Linked DNA regions of Homo sapiens: region 2 is linked to region 1. A link is an interaction called in ENCODE POLR2A ChIA-PET data of the cell type or tissue named here. Cell type or tissue: A673. All regions are shown on one strand. Each heading gives the region's core, and the rest is flanking DNA. Links, peaks and the distances in the headings are about the cores only. Region 1 holds the start of SH3D21 (SH3 domain containing 21). Region 2 has its middle 4.5 kb from the start of TEKT2.

Region 1 (8,329 bases), core at 330-8,329:
CGAGACCAGCCTGGGCAACACAGTGAGACCCCATCTCTACAAAAAGATTAAAAGATTAGCTGCACATGGTGGCTTGTACCTGTAGTACCAGCTACAAGAGAGGCTGAGGTGAAAGAATCGCTTAAGCCCAGGAGGTTGAAGCTGCAATGAGCTACAATTGCCACTGTACTCTAACCAGGGCAACAAAGACCCAATGACCCTTTCTCAAAAAAAAAAGAAACCCCCCAAATTGTATAAAACTCACATGTAGAAAATAATAAATGATGCTGGAACAACTCATTGTCCATAGGGAAAAAGGTATAATTGTATCACTCATTAAAATCACTACTACATGAATAAAAGCACTAATATAAAAAGCAACATTTTAAAGGTTTTAGGCCGGGCACGATGGCTCATGCCTGTAATCCCAGCACTTTGGGAGGCCAAGGCGGGCGGATCGTGAGGTCAGGAGATTGAGACCATCCTGGCTAACACGGTGAAACCCCATCTCTACTAAAAATACAAAAAATTAGCTGGGCGTGATGGCAGGCGCCTGTAGTCCCAGCTACTCGGGAGGCTGAGGCAGGAGAATGGCGTGAACCCGGGAGGCAGAGCTTGCAGTGAGCCCAGATTGCGCCACTGCATTCCAGCCTGGGCGACAGTGCAGACTCCGTCTAAAAACAATCAAACAAACAAACAAACAATAACAACAAAAAACAGCAAATCTCAGCCAGGCACGGTGGCTCACGCTTGTAATCCTAGCACTTTGGGAGGCCAAGGCAAGCGGATTGCCTGAGCTCAGGAGTTCAAGACCAGCCTGGGCAACACAGTGAAACCCCGTTTCTACTAAAATACAAAATATTAGCCGGGCATGGTGGTGGGTGCCTGTAGTCCCAGCTACTTGGGAGGCAGAGGCAGGAGAATCGCTTGAACCTGGGAGGCAGAGGTTGCAGTGAGGGGAGACTGTGCCACTGCACTCCAGCCTGGGCAACAGAGAGAGACTCTGTCTCCATAAAAAAAAAAAAACAAACAAACCAAAAAAAACAGCAAGTCTCAGAAGACTATAAACATGCTACCATTTTTATGAAGCTCAAAAACAAAAATGAATTTAGTGATACAGTGTTTAGACACATACTTTTGTAAGAAAACTTAAAAACTTGGGGGAACCATAAACATAAAATTGAAGACAGTGGTTACCTTTGGGGTGAGGGAAGTGGTAGAATAGGAAAGAGGAGGAGGACACAAACAACAGGCAATGTTCTAGTCCTTAGGTTTAGGTGACATACCATGGGTGTTCGTGGGTGTTAATTTTTTTTTTTTTTTTGAGACAGAGTCTCACTCTCACCTACGCTGGCATACAGTGGCATGATCTCAGCTCACTGCAACCTCCCCCTCCCTGGTTCAAGTGATTCTCCTGCCTCAGCCTCCCAAATAGCTGGGATTACAGGCATGCCTACCACGCCTGGCTAATTTTTGTATTTTTATAGTAGAGACAAGGTTTTGCCATGTTGGCCAGGCTGGTCTTGAACTCCTAACCTCAGGTGATCCACTTGACTTGGCCTCCCAAAGTGCTGAGATTACAGGCATGAACCACTGTGCCTGGCCCGTGGGTGTTAAATTTTATAACATATGTGTTATATATACTTTTGACATGTATCAAATATTACATTAAAAGATAAATAAGGCTGGGCGCAGTGGCTCACGCTTGTAGTCCCAGCACTTTGGGAGGCTGAGGCGGGTGGATCACGAGGTCAGGAGATTGAGACCATCCTGGCTAACATGGTGAAACCCCGTCTCTATTAAAAATACAAAAAATTAGCTGAGCGTGGTGGCGGGCGCCTGTAGTCCCAGCTACTTGGGAGGCTGAGGCAGAAGAATGGTGTGAACCCAGGAGGTGGAGCTTGCAGTGAGCCGAGATTGAGCCACTGCACTCCAGTCTGGGCGACAGAGTGAGACTCCGTCTCAAAAAAATAAATAAAAAAAGATAAATAAAAAGACATCCCACAGACACACAGAGAGCTATTCACTGACACATAAGACACATGAACATACACAGTCTTATATATGAACAGACATATTCATATGTTTCCTTACAAAATGAAACAAATCTATACCCACCAATAGCCACATTCTCAAGACACACAGAGCAACACTGACATATTAACACACACACAAACTGACCCACACATTGATTCACGTACATTCCTACCCAGCTTTTGACCCACAGGTGAGGGGGCTCCTATAGGGGCATACTGGACCACTGGGGTGCTGTGGGTGTTTATAAGCAACTGGACTGGTGGGTCTCCCAGAGAACACCCCCCAATCCCAGGCTCCCCGGGCACTCACCTGATTCCCGAGATACCACTTTCCGTGGGACCAGCTTCTTGATCTATGCCGAAAAGAAGTAAAGGTTGAGCATCCTTAATCTAAAAATCAGAAATCCAAAATGCAGGCCAGGCGTGGTGGCTCACACCTATAATCCCAGCACTTTGGGAGTGGATCACTTGAGGACAGAAGTTCGAGACCAGCTTGGCCAACATGGCAAAATCCCGTCTCTACTAAAAATACAAAAATTAGCTGGATGTGGTGGCATGCACGTGTAATCCCAGCTACTCTGGAGGCTGAGGCAGGAGAGTCGCTTGAACCTGAGAGGGGGAGGTTGCAGTGAGTGGCGATCCTGCCGCTGCACTCTAGTCTGTGCAATAGAGCGAGACTCTGTCTTCAAGAAAAAAAAAAAAAAAATCTAAAATGCTCCAAAATCTGAAACTTTCTGAGTACCAACATAACGCCTTAAGTGGAAAATTCCACACCTGACCTAACTCATGTGACAGGTCTCAGTCAAAATTTGTTTCATGCACAAAATTATTAAAACTACTGCACAAAATCACCTTCAGGCTATGGCTTAAGGTGTATATGAAACATAAATGAATTTCGTGTTTAGGTTGGGGTCCCATTCCCAAGCTATCTTTTTTTTTTTTTCTTTTTGAGATAGAGTCTTGCTCTTGTTGCCTAGGCTGGAGTGCAATGGCACAATCTCGGCTCACTGCAACCTCCGCCTCCTGAGTAGCTGGGATTACACATGCATGCCACCACGCCCAGCTAATTTTTGTATTTTTAGTAAAGATGGGGTTTCACCATGTTGGCCAGGCTAGTCTTGAACTCCTGACTTTGTGATCCACCCGCCTCGGCCTCCCAAAAGTGCTGGGATTACAGGCGTGAGCCACCGTACCCGGCAGCTATCTCATGTATATGCAAAAATTCCCAAATCCGAAACACTTCTGGTCCCAAGCCTTTTGGATAAGCGATACTCAACCGGTATTAGAATCCAAAAGGAGCCCCCACATGTCTAGGTCCACCCTCATTTAGTGACCCTCCAGCTAGGTCCGGAGAGTGCCCATGATCCCCACCTTTGTCCAAAATAGCCTGCCCCTGCCACCTGAGTGTCTTGGCTCTGTACTCACTGGGGGTGGTGGGAGTACAAAGTTGTCTGGAAAAACTCCTCTTCGTCCTTGACACTCTCCTTCCCACCAGCCCTTATCCTCTGTGGTCTGGAAAAGAAACACGCCAGTGGGGAGGTGAGCCAGGTCCCCCAAGGTCCTTTCCGGGGTCCCACTCCTTCTTATGGATATAATTTCAACGTTTATTTTAGATTCAGGGGGTACATGTGCAGGTCTACCCTTTCTCAACACCGGCTTCCCTGGGCCCCCCCACCCTGTTCGTCTCACACCTTGCTGAGTACTTTTACCACGTCCCCCCTCCGCAGCGCCAACTCGTCTGGGGCCTCAGGCTGGTAGTCAAACAGGACCCTGTAGACCTCAGGGTGGGAGACTGGGAAGAGGTCAGTCCACTGTCCTCTGAAGCCAAGCCTCCCCCATCCATCAGCAGCCCCCACCTCCATCAGCCTAGCTGGCCCACCAAGTCACAACCTTGGGAGTGGCTGAGGGAGTGGGGGACCCTTTGGATGGGTGCTCACCTGTCTGCAGGTAGTCTGGAGGGCTGTCATAGGCCAGGCTGCTCAGCTAGTGGGGGAAGGGGCAGGGAGGAACTAGATGAGCCTCCAACCACCCCAAGAGGAACTCACCACCTCTGTGCCTACTCTGAGCCAACTTACCTTGGGAGGCCGCTGGGGACCAGGGCTGACTGAAGGCATGTCTGGGTTACCAAGGCCTAGTGGGGGACAGTGAGGTTAGGGAGGGTGCTAATTCACAGGTTAGGTCATGGGAGAGGGTCAGAGGGGTCACAGGGTCAGGATATGTGAATCACAGGCTCATGCCACTGGGAGGGTCATTGGAGATTGCGAGTCACAGGGTCACAGAGTCGAGGTCTCACTTGGGGGCCCACTGTCCAGCAATTCCACAAAGTTGGATGGGAAGGCTCCCAGCTGCCCGTTCTTCTTCCCCAGCCACCAGCCGTCCTCAATCTGGGGAGAGGGGAGGACGCAGAGGCGTCTGGTTCTGCCCCAAGAGTCCCTAGGATAATCTGCCACCCTTGGTTCTGCCCAAGCGCCCCTTCCTCCCTCCTTCCCTCCCGCGCTTCCCCGTATCTGCACCGTCGCCATTCCCACCGTCCACACCCTCACTTCCCACCCCGCTCACTAGGGAGGCGCGTTCCATCATCCTCCCCCAAACGGTCCCATCACCTCACCCCTCACCTCCTTTATCATTTCCACGATCTCCCCAGCTTGCAGCTTCAGCTCGTCCGCCTGCTCTGGGCTGTAGCTGAAGTTCACTTTGCACCATCTTTGGGGCCTCGGGTGTTTGGCAGGATGACCTAGCACCGGACAAGCGCGGCTGAGCTCCAGTCGGACGCCCCAGTCAGAGGAGCTGGGGGAAGCGCAAGGCGCGCACGTAGCCTTTGGTCCCTCCAGCCCCGCCCCAGGGCGGAGCATTGCACTCGAGAACCAATCACAGACCGCAGGGCGGCCCCGAGGTCCCGCCCAGAGCCGCGCCCGTCACTAAGAGCCGGAGACGCCGGGGTCGCACTGGCTCCGTGCACCCGCCCACCGGCGCCCGTCCCCGCCCTTGCGCTCACCTCGGCGGCGCGCACAGCGCGGCCTCCGCGCCTCTCCGGAGCCCCGCAGGGTCTCTGGGATCTCCTGGGAATCAGGGCACGGGGAAGGCGCTCTCAGCTCCCGGGGGGCGCGCGCTGAGACCCCACAGCCCGCCCCTGGCTCGGCCTCACCTGCACCAGGCGCTCGGGGAAGAGGCCATAGCGGCCCCCAAACTCTCCGCGAAGCCAGCCCCGCGCGGGCACCCAGCGCACCTGCCGGACCACGTCCCCGGGCGCCAGACTCAGCTCGTCCTCCTTCTGCGCGCGGTATCCGGCCAGGACGAGGACTTCTGCGGGCGGAAGACGGGGCCGGCGTGCGGCTCAGAAAGGCCCAGCCGGGCAGCCTGGCTAGGGCGGGCGTGTCCCCAAGCACCGTAGAGGGCAGCGGGGGTCGGGGGGTGGTGTGGGCTCTTGCTATGTCCACGGTTGCAGAGAGAGGCCACCTCAAAGCCTCCGCACTTACCCATGGTTTCCGGGGCGCCCTCCAGAGCCTGGCAGCTCCCTCTGACGGCCGAGTACTGGGCCCGCGCAGGGTGCGACCTGAGGCAAGACAGTAGGGTAAAGGAGGCGTAGCCGCCAGCCGATAGGTCGGGCCAGGTGCTGGGAGTGGGTGTGGAGAGGGGGCGGCCCGGCTCAGCAGGTCCGGCCCCCAACCCCGGGGTGAGGAGGACTCCAGGGTCTCTGGCCTGTGCAGCGGTCACAGCTCCGTCACAGGTTCTTCCGCCCACCTAAATTTTAGGCCAGCCGCCTCTCCCTTTCCCTCAGCTTTTGCCCGGAGGCTCCCAGCTACAATTTGCACAGAGCCTTTCCAGGCCCACCCTTCCCCAGCTCACAAGCTTTTGGCTTGAGGGGAAAAGGTGGGGAGAGGCACATACCAGGGTGGGGCCCCCCAGCAAGTAGCAACCGCTCTAAACCGGCCTTGAGTGAATGAAGTGGCTGCCCTTGTACCAGCAATAGCTTTGAGTGGACACTTCCAGTCTGCTTTCCTTCAAGGCGTACTCCTCTCTGGCCCCGTACCCACTCTCTACCCCCATATAGGAAGGACACAGCAAAGACCCCTGCTTTGGGGCCAGAGGTCTAGTTTGGTTTCAGAAAACACCTCCAGGTTTTCCCTGGGAGTTAGGCCGGGAGAATGAATTTTACCAGCTTCCAAGATTTCTGCTCACAGTTGAGTCCCCAGCCGGCAGGAGTCTGAAGGTTAGGGCCCACCCTATGGCCAGTCCATGTGGGATAGGCTCTTTCAGGTAGAAGGCTGAGCCTACTAACCACATCCCTTGATCCCTGCCCCACCACCATGATGAAGGAAGCCAAAGTCCTTGCCTATGACACCAGTGGAAAAAATCTGTTTCTCCTGGGGTGTCCAAGGTACACAATGCTCCTCCCAGGAAGGACTGTGTCTGTCTGGGACTCCAGCAGCCTGCGCAAGGCCCCACAGGCCCTTTGTCTTTCAGGTTTTCTGAAACTGCCGTGGGAAGTTATCTACCACCCTCAACACACACACACACTCAGGATGACAATGAACAGAACCCGTTTACATCTGCCACTTCATTTATTTTATTTGCAGGAGGAGTTGAAACAAATTTTAAGGGAGATTTTCATTTTCCCCCTAAACATGAATCATTCAAGTAAAACCAACTTAACTATAGAAATGTAGCAAAGTAAGGGGAAAGCAGCACAACAACGCAAGAGGCAAAGGCTGGGGGGGAGAGGTGGGTGCAGTCCGCATATAACATATGCATAAATGCCTTATGATTCACCTGCTCAGGACCGCCTCCCCAGAAGGCAAGCACAAGGACCCATTTTAAGAGGATGTTTCCCCCCAAACATCTGAGAATGCTTCAACTTAAACAGCTTAAGGTTAAAAAGACAAAGAAAAAAAAAAAGAAACCCAAAAAAACCCCTGAACCACCCAGCCATAACCACCTTCCTTAATCGATCATAGGAGTTTCTTTTCATTTTATAAAAAGATTAATAAAAAATATTGAAAAAATTTTCTCATATTTGTAAAGATAATAGAATTCATAAGTTTCTTAGAAAACAGACCAGACACTGCCCTCCAGTTTCCACCCCGTTGCTGGGAGGATCAGCAGGACTAGAAAGTTTGGGATACTGGAGCTGCTGGTGGAGAACGGGGAAGTCCAGCCCAGAAGAAATCAGGAAATAGGGCTCAGGGGCACGTGAGGTGTGGTAAGGAGCAACTCCACGTGATACATGGCTGCGCAGAAAAGGGGAACACAAGGTGGTCGGAAAGGCCTTAAACTCCTCCTTGACATACAAAACCGGTTTTTACAAAGATCCAAGCAGTTTGGTCCCAAACTGAGGTGAACACTTCAAAGTTTATTCACATGCTTTTGTTTTCTCTTTCAAGAATCAAAGTTTCCCAAATTAAATGTTTCTAATATTACTACATATGCCTAAAAAAAGAAAAAAAAAAAAAAAAAGGAGGGGGCTTTTAAAATCAGGACAGGGGAAAAGAGATCGAAAATCATCAAATTAGTCATCTTAGCTCCAAATGAAATGAAATTAGAACAAAACTGTTGGTTTCTAATAGGAAACAAAAATCCAAGCATCGCTCTCCCGCCCTACCCCTGCCCCCACCCCACACACCAACAAATGAGAAAAACAGCTAAAGCCCAATGCGTTGTATTCTGCTCAAAAGCTGGGCCTGACCCCTGGGCCCCATGGCCAGCCTCCTCTGTCCAGTGGGAGACAGCGCCAGGGATGCCTCTCGCGGTAGTACAATCTGTGCGGCTGGTGGGGGGTGGGGGTAGGATTTTCAGAATCTTCTTGAGGTTCCTCTGTTAAGCTCCTCACCAGCCATCTTCCCAGCGCCTCTCTCCCCTGGGCAGGAATCCCGTCAAGGGTGGCCCCTACTCGGTTGTGGGCTGTATATTGTCCTTCTCTTCTCGGTTCTCTGTCCCACTCTCGTCGTCTTCAATCTCCCCTTCCTCCCCACTGAACTTGTCATGGGCCCACTTGGGGCTGGTACTTGATTTCCGGAACATGAACCGGCCCCGACCCCGAGGAAAGGCTCCTCGGCCCCGGCCCCGGCTCACCCACTTGTCACTGCCTTCGCCTTCACGGTCATCATGCTGAGGGGAAAGAAAATTGCCATCAGTGCCAGAGTGAACAAGATGTGGCCAGAGCTCTCTTCTCTGCACGCACCCAAATGTGCCTTTCCCAAAAGAACCTGTGCCCTAACCCAGCCTTTTGATCCTTTTCTGCACTTCTCCCTGTCCCCCACTCCAAAAATGCCAGTGGTTCAGATCCATGAGAATATCAGTTGGGTGATTTAGGAATT
Region 2 (8,329 bases), core at 247-8,246, 230 kb after region 1:
AAGCGATTCTCCCACTTCAGCCTCCCGAGTTAGCTGGGACCACAGGCGCGTGCCACCACACCTGGCTAAATTAAAAAAAAAATTTTTAGTAGAGACAGGGTTTCACCATTTTGCCCGGGCTGGTCTCAAACTCCTGGCCTCAGGCGATCCACCCATCACAACCTCCCAAAATGCTGGGATTACAGATGTGTCACTGCCCCGGCCTAAACAATTTTATTTTGATAAAGGTATGCATAGACATGATAGAAAATACGAAACCAAGTGCAGTGGCTCACGCTTGTAATCCCAGCTACTCCAGAGACCCAGGCGGGAGGAGCGCTTGAGGCTAGGATTTCGAGGTCAGCCTCAGAAACATAGTAGTTGCCAGCAAACGAACAGTACATAGAAAAAGTAGGCTGGGCGCAGCGACTCAGGCCTGAGATCCCAGCACTCTGGGAGGCCGAGACCAGGTGGATCGCTTGAGTCCAGGAGTTGGAGACCAGCCTGGGCAACATGGCGAAACCCCATCTCTACAAAAAATACAAAATTTGGCCAGGCAAGGTGGCTCACGCCTGTAATACCAACACTTTGGGAGGCTGAGGCAGGTGGATCACCTGAGGTCAAGAGTTGGAGACCAGCCTGGCCAACGTGGTAAAACGCTGTTTCTACTAAAAACACAAAAATTAGCCAGGTGTGGTGGCAGGTGCCTGTAATCCCAGCTACTTGGGAGGCTAAGGCAGGAGAATCACTTGAGCCTGGAGGCAGAGGTTGCAGTGAGCTGAGGTGGTGCCACTGCACTCCAGCCTGGGTGACAGAGTGAGACTCCATCTCAAAAAATAGATTAATTAATTAAAATTAAAATCAGGTGCACTCCCCAGCAGGTCCCCTCCAGCAATGGATGGATAGTTAATGTTGTTTACAACATTTCTTCTATTCTGTCTTGCCCAACAACTTTGCCCATCTTGAAGGTCATACAAGGAATGATAAAGGGATGATAATCATGTTTGGAGAGGGCACAACCCTGAGAGAGGTAACTGGGGTATGAGAAGCAATGCTCTGGTGGCACACGCCTATAATCCCAGCTACTCGGGAGGCTGAGGCAGGAGAATTACTTGACCCTGGGAGGCGGAGGTTGCAGTGAGCTGATAACACGCCTCTGAACTCCAGCCTGGGGAACAGAACGAGACTCTGTCTCAAAAAACAAAATGAAACAAAACAAAACACAAAAAAACCAGAGAAGCAATGCTCAATATTCAACCATTTCTTTAAAAAAAGAAGGGAAAAAAAATCATGTTTGTCTTATTGTCTAGTACTGTATTGTCTGGTATTGCCTAGTATTTCTAGGGGTTGGAAAAATATTAACATTTAATCTTCACAACTAATAGGTGAGGTGGGCATTGTCCCCACTTTCTTAGGTAACAAAAGAGACACACTGCTAAAAAGCAGGGAGGGAAACCCAGGTGTTCTGGCCCCACCCAGAGGACACTCTGCTGTGCTCCACACTGCCTCTCATGGGGGGCTGGGATAGAGAGGAAGACAGGTGTGCAGGCCTGGTCCTGTTCTGAGGACTCTGCTGAACCGGATCCTATGAGGTGGGTACTGTTACCATCTTCACTTTATAGGCAGGGAGACTGAGGCATAGGCCAGTGAGGACGTGCCCAGGTCACATCACTAACAAGTGGTACAGCCTGGATTGAAACCCAGGCAGTTGGGCCCAGGGGGAAAGAAGTCCCAGAAGGGTCCTTCAGTTGTAAAACGTCACTGGGGGGATGGGAAGAACAGTAGAGAAGCAAGGGCTTGGTAGGCAATTGGGGGATGAGGTTGGCTTTTGAGCAGTTTTTGAGCAGTTTGAGGTGTACACAGTGGATCCAGCTGCTGCCTAGCAGGCATTGGGGTTGTTTTTTTTTGTTTTGTTTTATTTGGTTTTTTTTTTTTGACAGAGTCTTACTCTGTTGCCCAGGCTGGAGTGCAGTGGCATGATCTTGGCTCACTGCAACCTCTCCTTCCCGGGTTCAAGTGATTCTCCTGCCTCAGCCTCCCGAATAACTGGGACTACAGGCATGCGCCACCACACCTGGCTAATTTTTATATTTTTAGTAGAGACGGGGTTTCACCATGTTGGCCAGGCTGGTCTCAAACTCAAACTCAGGTGATCTGCCCAGCTTGGCCTCCCAAAGTACTGGGATTACAGGCGTGAGCCACCATGCCCGGCCTGACTTGTTAATTGCAAGTCTGTCGTTCAGCAGGACTGAAGCCAGAACACTAATTCCCAAACTCCCTTCATTACAGAGTATTTTTTTCCACAGGTTATTTTGTAAACTCTAATATATGACTTGTAAACTGGACATGAACAAGAATTTGTGATATAGCCTCTTTACCAGGATTGAAGAAGATAGAAAGAAAAAAATCTTGGACAAATTAATTGCAGGAAGAAATGATCAAATTTTGGCTTACATATTTTGCAACAGTGGTATAACACAAAGAAGTAAGCAAATATGGCAGAAGTGTGGTGGCTTTGGCGTCTACTTTTGACCATAGTGGTGGCCCTGTTATTCGTGGCTCCCGGGGTTCCTACACATCCTTCCCGATGGAAGAAGGGGTTGGCCAAAAAGGTCAGCCAGCTGATGGGTTGGACCAAGAAAGACAGAGTGATAAGAATGAGTGACACCATGTTCTATCATTTTGTATTAGATGCACCAAAAAACTATTCTGTTATTGTGATGCTTACTGCTGCTCTCCACGCGTTCAGTTCATGTGTCATGTGCAAAGGTGCTGCTGAAGAATTTCAGATCTTGGCAAATTCCTATCAACGCCCTGGTGCATTCACCACAAAGGTATTTTTTGCAATGGTGGATTATGATGAAAGCCCTGAGGTCTTTGAAGCGCTCCAGGTAACGTCAGTTCCGAGTTTCTTCCACTTTTCTGCCCAATGGAAATTTACAACAGATGACATTTATAATTTGAGAGGAAGGGATATTGTTGCTGACCAAATGGCTGAATGGGTAGCAGAAAGAACACATGTCAGCGTCAGAATCAGACAGCCTACAAATAAATTATCATGGTCTCCTCAAGCCAGGGATACTTCTGGCTCTCATTGGTGGACTTGGGTATTTCTTGAAATGGAATAGGAAATCTATTTCTTGCAGAATTTTGTGCGAAGTTTTAACTCTGTGCTTTGTGATTGTGATGACGTCTGGTCAAATGTGGACTTATATAAGAGGAGAACCATATGTCCAAAGGGACCCTCACACAGGACATAAACATTATATCAGTAAATTTAGTCAGGCTCAGTTTGCAGCAGAAACATTCATTATTTCCCTGTTTAATATGTGTGTTAGCCTGGGAATGGTGCTGTTAGACAAGGCTGCCACCTCTACGATGAACATCAGAAAGAGAAAGATGATGTGTCTGGCTGGTATGTGTCTTGTTGCCATATTCTTCAGTCGGCTGCTTTCCCTCTTTAGATTTAAAGTACCTGACTATCCATACAGCTTTGTCTGGGATTAAAAAGGATCCTACAGACATAGACAATGAAGCAAGAAATTTGAAAAAAAAAATGTGAAGCAGAAAAATGCAAACTCATAGCTTTTTAAAGTAATTGAGATTTCACCAAAAGAGACCATAAGTGCTTTAAGTGCTTTCAAAATCTGTCAAGTATTATGGTATGTATCTTCTCTGTTCTTAATTTTTCTCCCCGAGTGTTATAGATTACCTCAAGTCCAATTATTAAAATCTTTAGAGAGTACAACTTTCATCGAATCAGAACAATGTTTTACAATGTTTAAAAGTACCTTAGTTAATATTAATATTTGGTCAGCTGATCTTATTCTAATATGAAAAATAATCTTTTTTCTTTTCTTTTTTTTTTTTTTTTTTTTGAGATGGAGTCTCACTCTATTGCCCAGGCTGGAGTGCAGTGGTGCAATCTTGGCTCACTGCAAGCTCCGCCTCCTGGGTTCACGCCATTCTCCTGCCTCAGCCTCCCAAAAAGCGGGGACTACAGGCGCCTGCCACCAGGCCTGGATAATTTTTTTGTATTTTTAGTAGAAATGGGGTTTCACCATGTTAGCCAGGATGGTCTTGATCTCCTGACCTCATGATCCGCCCACCTCGGCCTCCCAAAGTGCTGGGATTACAGGCGTGAGCCACTGCGCCCAGCCAAAAAATAATCTTTTTTCTTTTTCTTTTGAGGCAAGGTCTCCCTCTGTTGCTCAGACTGGAGATCAGTGACACAATCTCAGCTCACTGCAACCTCCGCCTCCTGGGTTCAAGCGATTCTCCTGCCTCAGCCTCTTGAGTAGCCGGGACTACAGGCGTGTGCCACTACGCCCGGCTACCTTTTTGTATTTTTAGTAAGGACGGGGTTTTGCCATGTTGGCCAGGCTGGTCTTGAACTCCTGATCTCAAGTGATCCACCCCTTTGACCTCCCAAAGTGCTGGGATTACAGACATTAGCCACAGTGCCCGGCCGAAAAATAATATCTTGACAAGGTATTCCCACACCTGGCCACTGAAGATAATTATTATCCCTCTATGGCAGTGTACATTTGCAGTCTGTTTTGTGGGCAGTGTACATTTGCAGTTGTATTATCTTGTCCCCTGAAGTTTAAATACCTATGTTTAGAGTACACTTCCAAAGCTCAGAGGCAAATACATACTTCTTAGTACTACTACATATCCGTCTCTCCTATTGGAATACACTAGTATGTTTCTTTTTGTTTTTTTCTTTTACCGTGCTTTTTTTTTTTTTTTTTTTCTTAAGACGGAGTTTCACTCTGTCCCCCAGGCTGGAGTGCAGTGAGTGGCATGATCTCGGCTCACTGCAACCTCCGCCTCCCAGGTTCAAGTGATTCTCCCACCTCAGCTTCCCAAGTAGCTGGGATTACAGGCACACGCCACCAAGCCCAGCTAATTTTTGTATTTTTAGTAGAGATGGGGTTTCGCCATGTTGGCCCGGCTGGTGTTGAACTCCTGACCTCAGGTGATCCGCCCGCCTCAGCCTCCCAAAGTGCTGGGATTACAGACGTGAGCCACTGCGCCTGGCTCTTTTACTACGCTTCCTGATAGTTGTAGAAATTACAAACCAGTTAAACACCAGATTACAATTTATCTTTGATTATTAACTACCTTTTATCTGGAAATATTTCAGATATGTTATCTTTTCTTATTTTTCTTTCATGGAGCCAATCTCTAACAAAATAGTATTTCCTATTTCTGTGTTGACTTTGTTGACTTGAGGTTGTTTTCCATTTACTTTAAATCTAAGAGAAAAATAGGTATAAAGACAATTGAGAAGATAAATAATAATTTCATTCACCCATTCTATTTAGGAGCCTGCTAAAATATCAAGTCATTTCCAAAATGGAGAAATACAAAGCTGAACACCCTAATAGTATTTTTGTAATTTTAGTAAAATCTGTTCCATTTCAGCCTTTCTTCCCTCTTAGTGGAAAAACAAAGTACAAATTTAAAGACGTTTTCCCCCTTTATCCTCCTTCTGTCATATGTAAAGTCCTAAACATCTTACTAACATACTTGGCAAATTATAGCAAAGATTTAAGTGGAGGATTTTTTTGTTGTTGTTATTTATTTATTGAGATAGAGTCTTGCTCTGTGGCCCAGCCTGGAGTGCAGCGGTGTGATCTCGGGTCACTGCAACCCCTGCCTTTGCCTTCAAGCGATTCTCCTGCCTCAGCCTCCCGAGTAGCTGGGATTACAGGCGACCGCCACCACGCCCAACTAATTTTTGTATATTTAGTAGAGACGGGGTTTCACCATGTTGACCAGGCTGGTCTTGAACTTCTGACCTCAGGTGATCCACCCGCCTCGGCCTCCCAGTGTTGGGATTACAGGCGTGAGCCACCGTGCCCGGCCCTGGCCTGTTGTTATTTTTAAGACAGAGTCTCACTGTGTTGTTGCCCAGGCTGCAGTGCAGTGGTGTGATCTTGGCTCACTGCAACCTGTCTCCAGGGCTCAAACAATTCTCCTGCCTCAGCCTCCCTAGTAGCCGAGATTACAAGTGTGCACCAACACGCCCGGCGAATTTTTTTGTATTTTTAGTAGAGATAGGTTTCACCATGTTGGCCAGGCTGGTCTCGAACTCCTGGCCTTAAGTGATCTGCGTGCCTCGGCCTCCCAAAGTGCTGGAATTATGAGCCACTGTGCCCGACCTGAGGTTTGTTATTAAATCAAACTCCACCCTTCTCTCTGGAAACTGCCATTTTAAGAAATGTGAGAACTGTCCACGTGAAAATGTTTTTCAAGCAACAACAATATAATGTCACATTAGAAGGATTCTGTCTTAAATTGGGACTGGCTTGGCTATTTACAGTCAAGTAACCCTCTTTCAAGGTCTGGTAGAAGATTTGAAGGTTTTATGTGAGTGTTTGCCAAGGGAGTTGAGTTTAATTATTATTATTTTTAATATTTTTATTAAAATATTAATATTTTTATTAAAATATTAATAATATTTTTAGCAGGAGGTGACTGGGAATAGTTGACCTCTCTCACAGACATTTTTTGTTGTTCATTACTCCATAGGAAATTGCTTAACTTTGACCTTTTTTCCAGCTTGCTTTTCTGCTGGTCCTGTACTTGTCTCAGGCCAAAGAAATTCATGCTGAGATTGTCAAGGCCGAGATTTGGGTGAGGCTAACTCATTTTGCATAGCATACTAGTCAGAGAAATAACGGCCCACTTCAACTACACGGCTGCAGATGATTTGCTCTGGAGGTTAAAACAATGATTCCTACCACCCCATCTGCCCTTCTTATCTTCAAAACCCACTCTTTTTCCATAAGAAAGAAAAGTCTTCAGGGTAAAATAAATGGCAAGTAACTTTGCTGCATTCAGTAAAGTGATATACTTTTGTGCAGATTTTCAGATTAATATCTAAAGAATCTTAGACAACAGTAATAGTTTTATGAATGGTCTAGATAGCACCTATGAATATGTATTTTTAAATACGATTCAAAGGGATACCACAGATGGCAAACTTTCATAGTCTAAAATCTTTATACAAGCACAAATATAAATTGGAAAAAATTAAGATTAAACTTACAAAACAAAATATAAAAAGATGGTTAATCTTTTTTTTTTTTTTTAAACAGAGTCTCGCTGTGTCGCCGAGGCTGGAGTGCAGTGGTGCGATCTTGGCTCACTGCAACCTCTGCCTTCTCGAGACTGCCTCAGGCAACATGGTGAAACCCTGTCTCTACAAAAACTACAAAAAGCAATTCTCCTGCCTCGGCCTCCTGAGTAGCTGGGACTACAGGTGTGCACCACCACGCTTGGCTAATTTTTTTTCTTTTTTCTTTTTCTTTTCTTTTTTTTTTTTTGAGACTGAGTCTCGCTCTGTTGCCCAGGCTGGAGTACAGTGGCGGGATCTCGGCTCACTGCAAACTCCACCTCCTGGGTTCATGCCATTCTCCTGCCTCAGCCTCCCGAGTAGCTGGGACTACAGGTGCCTACCACCACGCCCGGCTAATTTTTTTGTATTTTCAGTAGAGACGGGGTTTCACCGTGTTAGCCAGGATGATCTCGATCTCCTGACCTCGTGATCCGCCTGCTTCGGCCTCCCAAAGTGCTGGGATTACAGGCGTGAGCCACTGTGCCCGGCCATTTTTATATTTTTAGTAGAGACAATACAAATACATTTTTGTATTTTTATACAAATATAATTATACAAATACATTTTTGTATTTTTAGTAGAGACAGGGTTTCACCACGTTGCCCAGGTTGGTCTCGAACTCCTGACCTCAGGTGATCCACCCGCCTTGGCCTCCCAAGTGCTGGGATTACAGGTGTGAGCCACGACGCCTGGCCAGTTAATCTTAATTTTACATGTGTATAAAATACATGTGAAAACCATCTGAATGCTGGTGCTGACTGAAATCCTGTCTGGTGCAGCATCAGACCATTCCTATGGTTTTTTTTTTTTTATTTTTGCTTTGGAATATAATATGCAAATTCTATTTAGCAACATAGTTACAGTAAAGGAAGAGTAATATTATACATTTAATAGTTTCAAGTGCTTTTGTTTTGTTTTTGACACTGGGTCTCACTCTGTCACCCAGGCTTAAGTGTAGTGGCACATGCAGCCTCCATGTCCTGGGCTCAAGTGCTCAAGTGATCCTCCCACCTCAGTCTCCCATGTAGCTGGGACTACAGGAGCATGTCGCCATGCCTGGCTAATTTTTGTAGTTTTTGTAGAGACGGGGTTTCACCATGTTGTCTGGGGTGGTCTCGAACTCCTGGACTCAAACAATCCACCCACCTTGGCCTCCCAAAGTGCTGGGATTACAGGCATGAGCCACCATGCCCAGCCTCAGGTACTTTTGAATTGGCCTAT

Evidence for each region. ChIA-PET counts read pairs that join two places held together with the same protein. Peaks named below come from ENCODE experiments on the same cell type or tissue, not always from the same donor. Only the 100,000 strongest peaks of a DNase experiment are listed, where the experiment ranks them.
Region 2: POLR2A ChIA-PET joins it to region 1 with 13 read pairs; 3 of 35 experiments call an interaction of 5 or more read pairs at or near these places.

What each region holds. Positions count from the first base shown.
Region 1 is chr1:36,303,587-36,311,915 of GRCh38, reverse strand. It overlaps THRAP3 (thyroid hormone receptor associated protein 3), which reads right to left. Exons shown (of 12, transcript NM_005119.4): 12 at 6,559-8,120. The coding sequence ends at 7,899. SH3D21 (SH3 domain containing 21) reads right to left here and starts at 5,548. Exons shown (of 16, transcript NM_001162530.2): 1 at 5,492-5,548; 2 at 5,161-5,318; 3 at 5,011-5,074; 4 at 4,631-4,749; 5 at 4,309-4,399; 6 at 4,091-4,146; 7 at 3,953-3,998; 8 at 3,707-3,807; 9 at 3,441-3,527; 10 at 2,326-2,368. The coding sequence starts at 5,495. RefSeq lists enhancers at 4,648-4,697, 4,500-5,300 and silencers at 4,798-5,237, 5,458-5,507. In A673, for the core only: no CTCF peak of the experiment used is centred there; a DNase peak (open chromatin) is centred at 4,895; H3K4me3 peaks cover 1,137 bases; H3K27ac peaks cover 725 bases.
Region 2 is chr1:36,075,468-36,083,796 of GRCh38, reverse strand. It overlaps the pseudogene LOC100128093. Among named protein-coding and RNA genes, the nearest start is that of TEKT2, 4.5 kb to the left of the region's middle. In A673, for the core only: no CTCF peak of the experiment used is centred there; no DNase peak of the experiment used is centred there.